2 separate regions of the Homo sapiens genome follow, and region 1 is linked to region 2. Evidence: read pairs that join two places in POLR2A ChIA-PET (ENCODE). Cell type or tissue: Panc1. All regions are shown on one strand. Each heading gives the region's core, and the rest is flanking DNA. Links, peaks and the distances in the headings are about the cores only.

What was found. Peaks named below come from ENCODE experiments on the same cell type or tissue, not always from the same donor. Only the 100,000 strongest peaks of a DNase experiment are listed, where the experiment ranks them.
Region 1: POLR2A ChIA-PET joins it to region 2 with 5 read pairs; 2 of 35 experiments call an interaction of 5 or more read pairs at or near these places.

Annotation. Positions count from the first base shown.
Region 1 is chr5:5,101,337-5,109,681 of GRCh38, reverse strand. No RefSeq gene overlaps it. Among named protein-coding and RNA genes, the nearest start is that of LINC02121, 27 kb to the right of the region's middle. In Panc1, for the core only: no CTCF peak of the experiment used is centred there; a DNase peak (open chromatin) is centred at 3,991.
Region 2 is chr5:5,229,169-5,237,513 of GRCh38, reverse strand. ADAMTS16 (ADAM metallopeptidase with thrombospondin type 1 motif 16) reads right to left here. Exons shown (of 23, transcript NM_139056.4): 12 at 4,998-5,146; 13 at 2,328-2,500; 14 at 415-545. Among named protein-coding and RNA genes, the nearest start is that of ADAMTS16-AS1, 57 kb to the right of the region's middle. In Panc1, for the core only: no CTCF peak of the experiment used is centred there; no DNase peak of the experiment used is centred there.

The DNA.
Region 1 (8,345 bases), core at 212-8,211, 130 kb after region 2:
GCTAGGGAAGGTCGGCTCCACCCCCAAAGGCTGAGGCCTTGTCCCCAGGGGAAACTCCTGGTGGCATTAAACATAACTGGTGGCACAGGGCAGCCCTCCAGCAGGCATGGGTTTCCCTGCAGTGATTTGAAAGCGCTTCTCAAGATGGTATCTGTCAGTCCACATCAGGTGTCCATGGGCAAATGCCAGCTGAGAATATTCTGAGTTTACTTGTTGGGAGGGTCCAGGAATTAAGTATCACCTTTGACTTTATACTTTGGTGTGTTAAAGTTTTCCTTTGTGATTTTTAAGGGCTCTTTATATAGCTCTTCATATACTGATCATATTAATTCTTTTATGTCATAACTGATGCCAATATATTGCATAATTTTGGTTACTACATAATGGGATTTATTATTTGAAACTTATAGGTAATTTATGGTAAAATCTGGTCCTTAAATTTTTTCTTAGAATTATAGTTTTTTTTTGTTTTTTAAATACAAGGTCTTTTATAAATCAGGTCTTTCTAATAGTGTTTTTATTATTTATTATCATTGATTTAAATTCTAATTTTTTAGTAATAGCAAATATATAGATTTTTTAGTATAATTATGTGCTTAGTTCTTTGATTTTTGCAAAAGGATCATTAAATTTATTTAGAAGTACTGAAAGTAATAATAGACCAAATAATAATCAAGAATCAAGAAGAGGAAGTTATGAAGCAAGAAAGATGTGTTACAAAATGCAGTAGGTATGTACTTATGAAAAACATTTTAAAATCTTAGAAATAAAAAGTATTGTCGTTTAAAACGAGCAAAGTAATGAAAGAAAGCAATGTATGACAACAGAGGAAGAGTGTATTAATGAACTGCTATCAATCTGAGGGACTCTCTTAACCTGCATCACCAAATGATAAAAGCTTCTCCAATGTCTATAAGAATAGAGAGACGTGAATTTTAGAAGAGAGGTCCCAATGAATGTCTAATAGTAGTTCTATTAACAAAGTATAAGGTCATAATATTTAAAGGGATTACTGTGCTGAGTAGTCCTAGAATTCAAGTATTTCCAACCAAGATGCTATTAACCAAAAAGTGACTAGGGCAGGTCTCAATACATGGAAGTTTATTTAGCCAAGGTTGAGGAAGACACACCTAGAAAGAAAACAAACAAACCAACAACAACAAACTCCGTAAGTCACAGGACTATACATGACCTGTGTTTTTTTAAAAAGCGAACTTGGGGAACTGCAGTGTTTAATGGGGAAAGAGCAAGCAGGAGGTAAAAAAGGGAAGGTAAGGCAGTGAGACAAATGGTTACATTCTTGTGAAGCTCTGAGTAGTCTCACTAAATCTACATTTTACATGTGAAAAGAGGGAGTAGAAGACAAGTCAATTATGCCTTATCTTGCATTCAGTAAGTCTACATTTTACTGAAGATACAGTAAATGTGAAAAGAGAGAGTAGAGGAAAAGTCAGTTATGCATTCATCTCAGACTAGGTGGGGGAATGATTTCTGGTCTTGTCCTGTACCTGTGAAAATAAGCTGGTAATTGACACTTCCAAGGTGAGATTCAACAGAACTCAGTTTTAAGGCTAATTTACAGGAAAGCTATGTATTCTGAAAGACTTAACTGCTCACAAGGAACTTCCTTGTAAGCAATTTTTGAGGGAGGTCATCTGGGGAAACGTGTGGCCCTATGATTGTAGAAACCTGGCCTATGGGTGAGACATAGAGTAGTGAAATTACATCTCCTTGGGAAGAAAAGAAAGGCAGTATTGTGTGACTCAGCCCCCAACCTTAACTTTCCCTTTGGCATAGTGAGTTTGGGGTCCTAAGATTCTATTTGCTTTCAAAATACATTTTTAAAATATCACACCTTCCATGTAGGAAGCAATCAGACTGGTGTTCTCTCCTGGTTTGTTTTCTGCTGCTGTAACAGAACACCACAAAATGGATAATTTACAAGGAAAATAAATTTATTTCTCACCTATGGAGACCATTTCTCTCATATGGAGTCTGGGAAGTCCAAGAGCATAGCACCAAAACCTGGCTAGGGTTATCTCATGCTGGAAAGGCGAGGGCAGAAGCCAGAATATCAGATAGAGAAAACAGGGTCTGGACTCACTTATAACAACCTACTCTCTGGATAACCCACCCTCTTCTGTGATAATAACATTATTCCACTCATGAGGGTTCTATCTGTATGACCCAACACCTCTCTTAGGCCCCACCTCCCAACACTGTTGTGTTGGGGATTAAGTTTCCAACACATGACCCTTCAGGGGACGCAATTCTCTGGCATGTTTTGAGTAGTGTTGACCTCAAATTTTAAAAACATTAGAATTTTGGGAATCAAAATACATATATCTATGGTGATATACACAGCAATTGCATTTGACTGGACCACCGCATTGCAAATAGAGAAAGCAAGTTATAATGTAAATTATAAAGTGAGTGGTCTGACTCTCCAGGTTTGGAGAACAAACGCATGAACTCGAACAAATGTGTTCAGGAGGAAGCAATGGACAACCGTCTATGCCACATATGTGATCCTTATTTTAAGAGAGTCACTCTAAAGAGAAATAAGGTCCAATGAATACCAGTCATCCATCAGTATCACCCATCAGATAAATCACGGGAGTAAGGCCCAGGAAAGATGGAAAAGAGTCCCCTGAGAAGAACAACCCTTTGGTAAGGGGGAAATAAGCATTCCCTTTCTCTGAGCCAAGGTGGAGATATGTGGATAGCAAAGGATTCAGCCATACCCTCTGCTTTTGGCATATTTGAGCACTGGTAAGATGAGAAGTATTTTCTATTTTTATTGGCAATTCATATATATTCAGTAAATTAAATATTGCCTTTGACTTTGTACTTTGGGGTGTTAAAGTTTTCCTTCATGATTTTAAGGGCTCTTTATGTAGCTCTTTATATACTGATCATATTGATCCTTTTCTGTCATAATTGATGCCAATATATTGCATAATTTAAGTTACTATATATTGGAATTTATTATTTGGAACCTATAGGTAACTTATGGTAAAATCTGGTCCTTAAATCTTTCTTAGAATTATACTTAAAAAAAAAATACACAGCCTTTTATAAATCAGGTCTTTTAAGTATTGTTTTTATTATTTATTATCCTTGATTTAAATTCTAAATTTTTAGTAATAGCAAATGTATTGATTTTTTAGTATCATTGAGTACTTGCTTAATTCTTTGGTTTTCATTACTTTTGCTGAATAATAAACCATTTAAGGCTATGTATTTGCCTCTGAATTCAACTTTGAATGTGATTTCATTTTTCATATTTTTTGAATTATTTGTTGTTATTTTCTCATTCATTTTCTCTAAAATCTGCAAGTGACTTACAACCTTTGCCAGTAATTACAAAGATGAATACATTATAGTTAGATGTTGCAACTTGTACAAGTTGAGATCTGATCAACAATAACAAATTATGAACATTGACTCTGCTTATGGAAAACAAATAGCATGTGTAGCCTTCAGTTGTGTTCTCAGTGCTTAACAGCCTTTGCTGCCCAGAGACTGCTGAAGTGGAGTCATCTCCTGCCTCTAGCATGGCTGCTTGCCCTTCTGCATTGGTAGGATGCATAGGTTAGCACAACATCCAGCTCATATTTACCGGCCATCTCCTGCCTTTCCTCCCCACCCAGATCTCCAGAAATGCAATGTGGCATGATCAAAAGCTAGTTCCCAGCCTGTCCTCTTCTGGAAGCTTCCATCTCCAAATTGAATTGCAGAGGTGTGGAGTAAGGTGCCTGCCTACTATGAAAAACAATGCTGGAAGTAGAGGAATAGGTCTCTAGGTTTTGAAATTTCTAGAATTGGAGATGCTGAGTCGTGTGACATGGAATGGGAAACAAACATGTCATTTTTCTAGCATGTTTAAACATGAGTACTATTTCAAGAGGCAAAGAACAGGTGGAATACTGACCACAAAATAAATATCTTCATTTATTTGTCATCACTCCCTCTATTTAAAAATGTGTTTTATTATTGTTATGTAGGTATGATGAATCATCACTGAACAGTCATTCAATGGTCATTGAAAAACTGGTGGTGGTGTTTGTCCTTTTGATGAGTAGAAATCCTTGCAGATTTTCTATCCATCTTAGATTTATGTTGGTTATGTTAGTTATTTTCTCTCTCTCTTTTTCTCCCTCCACCTCTCTCTCTTATTTTCCTTTGATATGCCCTTCAATTTCACTTTACCTGGAATGTTTTGTGGTATTAACTTTTGAGTTAGATTTGGGTGCTAACAAATCTTCTGCTTTTTACCATGTTTGGACACTGAGCAGTCTCTTAACTCTGGGATTCTTCATTTTCCAGCTGTAAATGGGACATGAGACTACCCATTTTACATGCCTATGGAAAAAAATAAAAGAGAAAGGCAATTTATGTAAAGGCAAAAGGCACTTAAATGTTGTTTTTACCTCCTTACCTACCTATCTGTCAAGGAAGGTTGATTTATTTCAGGCTCCACGGTGACTTTTGGAGTACGCTCAGGCACTGTCTTCTCCTATCTATACTCTATACTATAGAATTAATTTCCACTACCATTTTGCTCATCTGCAGAAAGCTTAATGTGGTCTAACTTCCATCCATTGACCTTTGTGTTGATCAAGCATAATTTCTCAATTTGACTTTGATTCTGGTGCTGTTTCTGTGGACACAGGATTTTCCTTCTCTGCCTTTCAAACCCTTTCAATGTTTTATACATTGGGCCAATGCTATATTCTTCTTGAAGCCTGACTTGCCTACATGATGTCTCCATTTATTTGTCATCACTTTCTCTATCTAAACTTGTATTTTATTATTGTTATTCAGGTATGGTGAATCATCATTGCAATGTCATTCAATAGTCATTGAAAAGATAGTTTGTTACAGATCCCAAGAGGAGTAGGAATGCCATACCATGGAGGTCCACATGGGGAAACACCAGCTTAGCCAGGAGGCAGAGGGAATGAGAGGCAAACATGAGCAAGAGCCTGCCTTGTGGTTTCTGCAGGAAGGAACAGGCCGAGACAGTATAGACAGGCTTAGAATTGGCTAGTTTCAATAATTTCAGCATGCACTGGGGGCTAGGAGGTGTCCCTTATCTGCTACCTGATTCTGGTGTAATTAGGACAGGAAAGTAGTAGCCCTGAGTATAAGTGTCAATAAAGTTGGTGGTCCAAGGTATAAGCTCTGGATTGGTTGATTTGCATATGGAAGGTACATTTGCAGGCAAGTCCTTTAATATCTCTGGCAATTAGCTAGCCCTGTAAGGGGCAATCTTTCCAGAGTTAGCAAGGCCCCAGATGTCAAACATAAAAAATACAGACAATAAAAAGGCATGATTAATATCCTCTTTTCTCTTGATACTTAAATTCTGCCATATATTCTTATTCATTAACTTACCTAACTTATTTAGTTAACCTCCTTAATAAGATGTTTTCTTGTTCAACTGTATATGTTCTACAGCATTTACTAGTCTTAGATGCTTATTTTAAATACTGAATCAACATTTATTCCCCAAAATACAGCACATTAGATGTTTTGCTTGGAATATGGCAAAGAAGAAAAAAAAACAGAGTGTAGAAATGAGATTATAAATCGTCTCAGGCACAGTGGTGACCAATAAATGAAATTAAATAGAACATGCACGCTTTGTTTATCCAATACTCATTATTTGACCTCTAAATGGATCATTAATTAGTAATTTTGGCCTCATTGCTTTCCTTTCTTTCATTTTTTCATCTCTTTTAAAAATCCAGTTTCTATCGTGCTATCAAATTTTTATCATGTGCTATATTCTACATATTGTATTGAATCTCTAAAGAAAACCTCACAAAATATGAAAGTGCTAGTAATTCATAAAAGAACTGAAGCATAAGCCCTTCTATTTAGACGATGCTTATCTTTCCTTGACTTGCTATGTATTTTCATGTCTTTATTCTTGGCAAATCCTAAGAAAGCTCACTATTAACTCAGTGACAGTGACAGCCCAGGGGACTTTTCTAATTAAGTAGGCTGAATATAAAAATGCACATTTATTTTATACATGTGTGTATGAATATGTATGGTGACTGAATTCATTTCCTTTTGGTCACTTGAGGAATCTGGAGATGTGTTCTCCAGCTGCTCCCGGCAGCTTGGGCTTGGTGGCCCTGCTCACACTGCTGAGGTGATTCCAGGAGACAAATGCAGGGTCAGGGACCCAGAAAACCACAAGACTCTGGGAAGCTTGCCATAGCTTTTCTTCAAACCAATCTTTCAAATTAGATTTGCAGTTGCCTTTTTTTCTCAGTGGGGAATTTGGAGGATAATGGAATATTTGTACAGTATGTGTTAATCTAATGATCTATCTCTTGTAACAACTTCAAAGCATCATAAACACAAGACACTCGTTAATGCTTACATGTGAGGCACACAGCTGGCCGGACCGTTCTGATTCTGAATCTTGACAACAGCTTTTGGAAACTGCTTATGTCTCTGCTGTGACATGAGACACCATCTCGAGAGACATCTTTTAACTTTCCTTTTTGGGCACAGAATTTCAGGAGTAAGTATGCCACAAGTGTTCGGTAGAACTGTCTACACTATAGGGCTGATGAGTTGAATGAGCTGATCCTATACTGCCACCCACTTGCTAGGGTGGTCATCTTGCCTCACCAATCCACACAATGAACTTTATATATGTGTCGGATAAACGTAAGGGCACATTCATCACATTAGTGATGTTGCAGCTGGGGAAGAGTTGCAGGTGGTGTCGCTGGTTCCAAGCTCATCTCCTGTGCTTCTGTCTTAGATGGACAAGCGCTCCTCCTATCTAACAATGCCATTTCTTCTATCCATGCTCTGGACTCCGTCTCCTCAACTCCTAGCTTCCTCTGGATTCTTGCTGTGAGTATCTCAGTTCTCTCTCTTGTGTCTTCTATATTTTCCTCTTATGTGGCTCTGTTTCTTCTAAGAATGCACCCAGTTCTTTCCTCCCATTAAAAGGGTCTTCTGAGTCTATGGCTTGCTTAAGCTACTATCATAATGTTCTTCTCTTTACTGCAAAAAGCCTGAGCATCTCCCCTTCCACATCCTACATACCCCAGGTAAATGCCAGAAACCTCTCTGTAAATGTCACTCATGTCATCTTGATTGCCAAATACGATAGCCTTTTTTGTTTTTCTAGCTAAATTTCTTCTTCTCACATTCTTTTTCTTTAAAGGACAGGCCCTAAATTCTATGTTCTTCCATTCTCAGCAAATGGTGCCTAAATCCAGAGTATTGTAACCACAGGTCTGTTCTGGAGCACAGAGATGCTATCTAGAGCAGCTATCAGGAACACAGATGCCAGAGCCCACTCCCTGGGGGACCTGAGCAAGTCACTCCCTGTCTCTGTACACATCTCTAAAATGAGCTTAACTACAGCCTCTACTCACAAGATTGCTGCAAGCTTTGGATGTGCTAATATATGAAAAGTTTTTAGAACAGTTTCTAGAATGCAATAGGCATGCTCGCGTTTGTTATGTTTTTGTTTTGCTTTATTTTATTTTATTTTATTTTATTTCTAGGCTTAGCCTCTACTTACTTCTGATCAAACACTGAGGTTCATGCTAGATGTTGGGTACAGGCTTTATATAGGAACTCAATCTATGCTTTTTCTCATCACACTGCATAAGTTGAACATTTTTTGTCACCCTTTGTCACCAGCTGTCCAGTATTTGGTTTCTGAAGAGGTGGAGACCTATTGGCAAGAACAGAGAAGTCTGGCCACTTTGCACATGGGCTTGAATTGTACCTAAGAGGAGGACTGATCATACGTCTGGAGTTAGAGGAGAGAGTTTCTCAACTCTTCAATACCACTATTTACCTTTGTTAAGGAGTAAAACTTCAGAATTAATTCAAGTGGCACTGTGAGACTCTTCCAGACTTGGCTAACACTCATCGAGAGCCACTCATTTCTAGTGTATTTCTTGTAAGTTGTGCATCAATTCTGTTGGGTGGCTACTATTTTCTATTCACAAAAAGGAAAACCCAAAAAATCCCAAGCCAGAGAGCATCATTTTATCATTTAGGGAGTAGCAAATATAGTACTTGACTCAGAGTTCCTGGGTCTAACTTTATTTTATCACAATCTACTAACAGAAAGAATTTGAATTTTAGTGATAAAGAAAAGAAGATATGAAAAAGGCAATAAATCATGGAAGAAAGATATGCCTCCTGATCTTTGGAGGGCAGCCACTGGCTGGGGGTCTCCCCTACTTAGTTCCTCCTGCCTTGTGTCTATGTTGCCCTGCAGGCTGGTACTTATGAGAATCAAGTATGGTTCATGGAATACTGGAACCGTTCTCATTAAAATATGACACCTT
Region 2 (8,345 bases), core at 36-8,035:
ATCCCCCAGTCCCCCACTTTCCCTCTGGGCGTTCTGATGACTGAATCAGTGGCTAGCAACCCATGCATCTGGCACCACCACGTCCCCTCTCTATTTTCCTGACATCCCTCTTCCAACTCACCCTTTCAGATCTAGCTTGGATGTGGATGTTCCCTTCTCCTAGGAGCCCCACGAATGTCCCAGACCCATATCTAAGACAGAACGGGCCCCTCCCTCTCCTTATGCTCTGCACACACTTCCACTGCAGCAAAGCAGCATGTCATCAATGTGTTCTTCTGGCTTTCTCCCCACTGGGCTGCAACTTAGAGGGAAAGGCTTGTCTCATATGTCCAGTCTTTCTAGCCTCTACAGGATGCTTGACACAAAGCAGACTGTCCGGAATCATTTGTTGAATGAATGAAGGATCATGATTACCTCACATATCCCATCTATACAAACATTACGGCTATCCTCCGAGCATGGAGTCCCATCTTTGACTTTATTTGACAAAGAAAAGAAGAAATCAAATCCTTCTGCGATACAGTAGAGTTTGCATAAGTCCTGATCTTAAAAAGAAATACACACACAAACACAAATAAGAAAAATACTTAAGCTCTGATCATTTTTGCTCTGAATTTTAGATAGACTTTCTTTCTTCCCCCATAAAATAACTCCCACACAATAATACATTACAATGGCATTTTTAATGGTTGCCTCATTATGTTTTGTTTTGTTTCTTTAAATTTATTTATTGCTTCAATGTTAAATTTTACTCTACAGTGTCCTTTAAGACCTTTGATTTTTATACAGTGTTTGGCACATAGTAGGCATTCAATAAATATTTGTTGGCTACAACATTAATGCTTTACTATTTCACTAGTATCATTAACTACTATCTTGTAGAAATCCAAAAAAAAAAACTGCCATTTTGTAGTAACACACAAAATTCTTACAGATAAAATGTAATAAAAGAATCAAAAACATCACTGAATTTCTTAACGCATTTGGTAAAATACATAAAAATTAAACTAATAAAAGGAATAACTTAGATGAAGTCTCGAGAACAATGTTTTCCACAAATACAATAAACTGTTTTAAAATATTGGTACCTAGAGAAATAGGAAGTTTACTTCCTTCCTAAATAATCCATTTCAAGGTTTTTGGTTTATATTTAATATGAACTTTTTTTCAAACCATTTTGCCCCTTTTGTTCTCTTCTTGGTAAAAAAAAAAGGGGAGGGACAATTAATGATGAAAATTTCATCTGTCTTAGAAATTTTTATAGGCCTGAGACTCATCTACAGATATTTTCCTTATCATTCAAGATAAGAGGCCCAACTGAATAATTCTAAGAATCAAATTTAGTGTGTGCGTCCATGATTACTGTGTGCTTCCATGATTAATGAGCTTATTCACTGAAGATTGGCAGTCAGGAGGAATACACACACATTTTTGAACCACGGTTTCAAAGTTCATTCTACCTTTCTCTCCTCCCTAGTGGCCTGTATCATACTGGCTACATTTGTACAGATTTAGGAGTAAAGGGACAACCAAACATGCTTCCGGGAAATTGCTTGTAATTTCCTTTCAGAATTTTCTAACTGCATGAACCTGACACTGTGAAAACACTGTATGCACTGAGATGATGAATGGGAATGTCAGATGGGACGTCCCACTTATGTACATCCAAAGGGCTTCTGTCATTTTTTCGGGCAATGTTCCCAGTTTCAAGCAATGAGATGATTAGGTTTTCTTTGAATTTCTCCTTAATTATGCCACTTGAGCTACTGACTTTAAGTTATTTTAATCATGAAAACAACACTTATTTCTTTCCCACTGGGGAGTAAAGTCTTATACATGCCACAAATAAACTTCTTGGTGTATAGTTATAGATCAAGACTTTCTGAACATACTATGCTTCAAAATTGTTCCATTTTCTAAAATATACTGAAATTTCTTTTTCATTCTTTGACAATTATAAGTATTCAATGGGTAACTTGCTTATAGCAACAACTACTGTAATTCTTAATTCAAAAACATACTGATTCAATTTCCATGCAGGATCTACTTTGTGTTTTTTATCACTTCTTTGATGAGTTTCATTGTATTATGCACACGCTTTCTATCTGGTGTGTTGATTTCTGACCTCACCGCTGGTGAAGTTTAGATAAGAGGTCGTGATGGTGGGGCTGGCAAAATAAAACTAACCTCCAGAAGAGAATATGCGACCCTCACCTCCCAGAGCGACGTCTGGTTTATTTGTGCACCACACTCTCAATCATGTACTTCTTTAAAAAGTAAAGGTAGTAAAGCATGAGGCTATTACCCGAAAGCAGTTTGAGATTTACCTTCTACTTGAGTGTAAGGCTTCCACTTGTAGTGCCGCCCTCTGAATCGTCTGCTGTTGTGCTCGGCACACTGAGCAGCACGGAAGTCAACACTGTCCCGGGGACATTTCTGACTGTTGCAGAGCTTCAGAGTGCGAGTGGAGCCCTCACAGAACTTCCCTCCATGCGATGGCCTGGAATGTGTATTTTGAAGTTAGAATTTTTATATTTTAGTAGCTACTAAATTCTTTAAAATTAGGCTTATTGGAGAGATGAAGCTAAGAGTGTTAGAATGGGTAATTAGGAAAAAAGTGGATTCTTTTTTTTTTTTTTTTTTTGAGATGGAGTCTCGCTCTGTCACCCAGGCTGGAGTGTAGTAGTGTGATCTCGGCTCGCTGCAACCGCTGTCTCCTGGGTTCAAGTGATTCTCCTGCCTCAGCCTCTCGAGTAGCTGGGACTATAGGCACACGCCACCACACCCAGCTAATTTTTGTATTTTTAGTAAAGACGAGGTTTCACCATGTTGGCTAGGATGGTCTTGATCTCTTGACCCTGTTGTCCGTGCACCTCAACCTCCCAAAGTACTGGGATTACAGGTAGAAGCCACCACGCCCAGCTGGAAAAGTGGATTTCTAAGTGGTCTAGAACACATTCTTACACACGAATGGTAAGGTTGCACTCCCTTTTCTATTGAGTGAATCCTTTACAAGAGCAGCAGGGCAGGCTGGCCTGTCTTTGCTCCTCTCTGGGCCCAGTGCCTCTGCAGTGGTGAGGCAGGGTGGGCAGGGCTGTCCTCACCCTGCACAGGGAGGGGCTGATTGAGGAGGACCACACTTTCCCAGGATAGCACATTTGAGAGAATGTGGAACTCAGAGGGAAGTTCAATGACTTTGCTTTCAAGACCAAAATTTCTTTCCACCACCAGTCTTCTGGTGACAAGGCCAGGACCCAAAGACCAAGACTAAAGAACCAGTCACCTTTGCTGGTTGGCACTGACAGCTCACCCCAGAGAATTTGCATGTACACACTGGTAATGCGGGCAGCGCAAGGGGTACAGCGTGGCGTAGGGGGTGAGGTGAGCTCATGCTTTAAAGATGGGACTGAAACAACAAGCCAAGTGACACATCTTAAACAAGCTTAAGGGCAAAGGGAGATGTGAAAAACACCAGTCAGAATGGCTACTATTAAAATGCTAAAAGATAACAGGTGCTGGCGAGGTTATGGAGGAAAAGGAACACTTATACACTTTGGTAGGAGTGTAAGTTAATTCAACCATTGTGGAAGACAGTGTGGCAATTACTCAAAAACCTACAAAAAGAAATATCATTTGACCCAGCAATCCCATTACTGAGTATATATCCAAAGGAATATAAATCATTCTACCATAAAGACACACGCACATGAATGTTCATTGTGCAGCACCTTCACAATAGCGAAGACATGGAGTCAACCTAAACGCCCATCAATGTTAGACCAGATAATGAAAATGTGGTACATACACACCATGGAATACCATGCAGCCATAAAAAAGGAAGAGATCATGTTGTTTGCAGGAACATGGATGGAGCCTGGAGACCTTTATCCTTAATAAGCTAACGCAGGGACAGAAAACCAAATACCGCATGTTCTCACTTATAAGTGAGAGCTGAATGATGAGAACACATGGACATATAAAGGGAAACAATACACACTGTGGCCTGTTGGAAGGTGGAGGGTGGGAGGAAGGAGAGGACTGCAAAAAATAACTAATGAATACTAGGTTTAATACCTGGGCGATGAAATAATCTGCACAACACACACCCGTGACACAAGTTTGCTTATGTAACAAACCTATACTCTACCCCTGAACTTGAAATAAAAGTTAAATTTAAAAAATTAAAAATTAAAGCCTCTTCACTTCCGCACACTGGTGATGCTTCTCACATTCATTCTTACTTCTTACAGAAGCTGGCAGTTAAACCTCCTGTTGTGAAGGTAAATATATTTGATGGAAAACCCCCAAATTTGCTTTTTTCCACGTAAAACCATTGTTCTTACTGATCTTATTTATTTGTATTCTATACACTTTTCTTATGATTTATTTATTTGTTTTAAGCAGATCCTTGGTATGTCAAGTAAATGTGGTTAAAATTCAATTCCTGAATATCACTGTTGCTGCTGTTATTTTTTTGCTGTGGTCAGGTAGTTATAAGCATCTTAAGTTATAGCACAGAGAGGTAATTAAGAAATGCTTGAGTGAAATACCTTTCCTATTCAGTGCTTCTTACGATTATATGTACAGTACAGGCTTGCTATTAAGAGCTGAGGCCGGGCGCGATGGCTCATACCTGTAATCCCAGCACTTTGGGAGGTCACGGCGGGTGGATTACCTAAGGTCAGGAGTTCGAGACCAGCCTGACCAACATGGTAAAACCGTGTCTCTACTAGAAATACAAAAATTAGGAGGGCGTGGTGGTGGCACCTATAGTCCCAGCTACTTGGGAGGCTGAGGCAGGAGAATAGCTTGAATCCGGGAGGCGGAGGTTGCAGTGAGCCAAGATCACACCACTGCACTCCAGCCTGGGTGACAGAGCGAGACTCCATCTCAAAAAAAAAAAAAAAAAAAAAGAGCTGAGACACAGGCATACTGCTTGGAGGGTTCATGGCATGGAAATCAGTCGTTTGTGAGGAAGGAGGTCAAGGCATACTTACTTGGGGTTGGTGCAGAGGCGACTCCTATGAGATACTCCCCCTCCGCAGGTCCTGGAGCATGGGGACCAAGAAGACCAGTCCGACCAGTGGCCATGGGTGGGCTTGGGGCCTTCATCACCATATTTCACACACTGTCCTCCCCGGCACCACTAAAATTTTCAACATAAATAAGTTGACTTGACTCACACAGATGGATAGATGGGTTCATCTCATCACTGCTATAAGGCTGAGCAGTGGGGAATTTTGTAAACTATGCAGACATTAGCCTCCCCCTACACTCAAGCAGCACCTAATATAAATACAGTACATTCAATGTTGTTTTTTTTTTCCTTACCCAACCTAGCATCCTCCTATAAATTCACATACAGGGAAAATGAATAGAAAAATCATTTTCAAATGTCTGATCTCCCGGAAACTTGACACTTTTAATGAAGGAGTGTTATCTGAATACTTAGTCTGGCTGTTCAACTCCCAAGTCGGTGAACTCTGACCTGTCCTGAAAACAAGGTGCTTTTCACATCTCATGTTCAGAACAGAGAGAGTCTCAGGTAGGAAAGCACAGCTGGAGGCTCCACATGGCTCAACACCTTGTCATTTCAGGCCCATAGTCTGTGCTTTCCCCCCAAAGCACCTGGGCTCGGAGCCTTGGGACGATTAACTGATGCCATGTTAGAGGTCACGCAGCTTCCAGGGTGATGAAGCAATCCATGTGGAATTTCATCTGTCCCCACGAAGGCTGGAGATGCTATCTCTTCCCCTTTCTCCAGACAAGTGCTCATTCATTTTAATTCATGCTAAATTCCGCATGGCAAATTCACTGCACCACACATCAGTGCTATGCACTATTTAACACCGTGTCCAACAGCGGTGGTTCCCTGGGTGGTTTGGTATGAACTTCTAAGATTTTAAAGGTCCAGACTGTCCAGACTGTCTGTTGCGAGGAAGAAGGAAGATGTTTGTCTCTTGTCCTGGCCCCAGTGGAGTGAGAAGAGCTTGGTCTGTGGGCTGGGGAGACCTGAAGTCAAGTCCCTTTTTATCTCCAAGATTAGAGCCACTAGATTTGTACTGACAGAAAAAAAAAAAGGCTACTTTCATAGGAGGAAAGTAATACTTCTATTATTAGTTGAGGTATTAGGGTAACACATATCAAACTACTGATATCTGACCAGTGTTGGCACATACTATGGCAGTTCAAATGGCCCCATTTAATGCTATTTAAGTAAGAACAATTCCATTTAAAAACAAGAAATTCTGAAGAGTAAAGCCTCATCCATTCATTTCTTTTCTTTAAGCAAAACAACATCATCTCTTCCATCCCTGCCTGCCCTCCCACCCGGTGTAGAACAAAGTCCACTGTCTCAGGCTCAAGGAGAAGCCCATTGCCTGGAATAGGCTCCTGCTCTTGGACAGCATCCTACAGGTGTGGGGACAGGAGTGAGGTTGCACCGGTTGTCAGAGAGGAAGGAGATGCCAGGTGTGTGCTAGTTGTTGTCGTTTTCTTTTCCCCCCTTTTTAAAAACCATCTGGTCATAGCTTTCTAATGCAGGAGACATGAAACATAAAAATGGAATTTCAACAGGTTGAATAACTGAAAATATTTCTGGGAAAATCTCTCTTGGTTTGAAGATGAAGAACAGGATTCGAAGCCCCAGAATGAGGTCAGGTTAGTGGAAGACAGGAGCGCTGTCTCAAAAGCAAGGATGTTTATCAAAGAAGCACTGTTTTTACCAGGAATCTGTGAGCAAACTCAATGTGCATCATAACATCGTTGTTGATTTGCTGTTGTTACCTGGCAAAGTTCATAGACTCAGAAAGGCGTATTGACATGGTAATAGCTTTCACTGTTTTGTTTTTGTAAAAAGCTTATTTTTTAATGAAAGATTTAAAGATATACACAAGTAGAGGAAATAGTACAGGAGCCCTTGAAACCTGCAGTCCTGCCTCAACATTTAATAACTCACGTCCAGTCTCATTTCACATAAATGCTTGTCCACTTTCTCTCTCCCAACACTGACTCCCAGACTTGAAATCATTTCTTCGAAGCTCTTTCACTAAGGGTTCTCCAAATTAAGAACTTTAAAAAACATAACCACAACACCATTATCATACCTAGAAACCTACAATCATTCCTTAATATCATCAAATGTCTAGTGAGTATTCAAAATTCCAATTTGGTATTTTATTTTCTCTCAGTTAACATAGAATCACAATCAAAACACGGTTCGTTTATTGCATTCAGCTGACATGCTTCTCATGTCTCTCTCCACATTCAAACTCTCCCTTGACGTTCTGTTTTTCCTGAATTCACGTGATAAAATAATGGATCTGTTTGTTGGGAGTTTCCCATATTCTGGATCTTGCCAGCTCCATCTCTGTGGTGCCATTGAACACGTCCCCTGGGTTCTCTAGATCTGCTATAATCAGGCAATTGGATCTAAGGCATTGGTTAGGTTCAGAGTTGGATTTTTGGCAAGATTGCACCATTGATGGCTTCATGTATATGCACACAGAATGCCTGGTGAGGCCCAGAGCATTGGTGTTAGGATGCTTCAGTGTTCAGGGAATATAGGCTGACTTGCAAAGGTCCCCATCAGCTTCCCACCTAATACTTTTAGCAGCCATTAACAATCATTTCCCAGATCCTTTACATCTTTGAGTGTTGCAAGGCTAATGATATTCTAATTCTTTTTTCTTTTTCATGACTGGCTGGATTACTTCTTTTAAGAAAAAACAACCTTCACCAAATATCTCAGTACCCTGAGTTTGAGATCGTACAGGAAAACCACGATGCTTTTCTCTAAATGATAAAGAAAAATATGCTAATGTCATATGTTTCTTTTGGAAATGTTTCTTGAGTTTCCTCTTGACAGGAGCCAGGAATCTTTGGCAGGCTTCTAGCTTTCTGACTCAGCAAGGTATCCGAGGCTCATCTTGTACATTCCTTGTGTTGGGAACTGCTGCTTGGTGTTAAAAAAATCAACACTGAGACAAAGGATCTCTCAGCAAGGCTAGTTTACTTTCTGCAGAAAGGGTATACACGCCAGCAGTTTTGCCACCAGAGTACACCGAACAAAGGATACAAGGTCATTTATAACCTGACACATCCACCTTACTGCAGTGTCTGGTTTCCATTGACTGGAACGGAACCTAACGTTCTCTATTTATCCCAATTGGTTAGCAACTTAGAACTTCTTTTTTTTTTTTTTTTTTTTGAGACGGAGTCTCGCTCTGTCGCCCAGGCCGGACTGCGGACTGCAGTGGCGCAATCTCGGCTCACTGCAAGCTCCGCTTCCCGGGTTCATGCCATTCTCCTGCCTCAGCCTCCCGAGTAGCTGGGACTACAGGCGC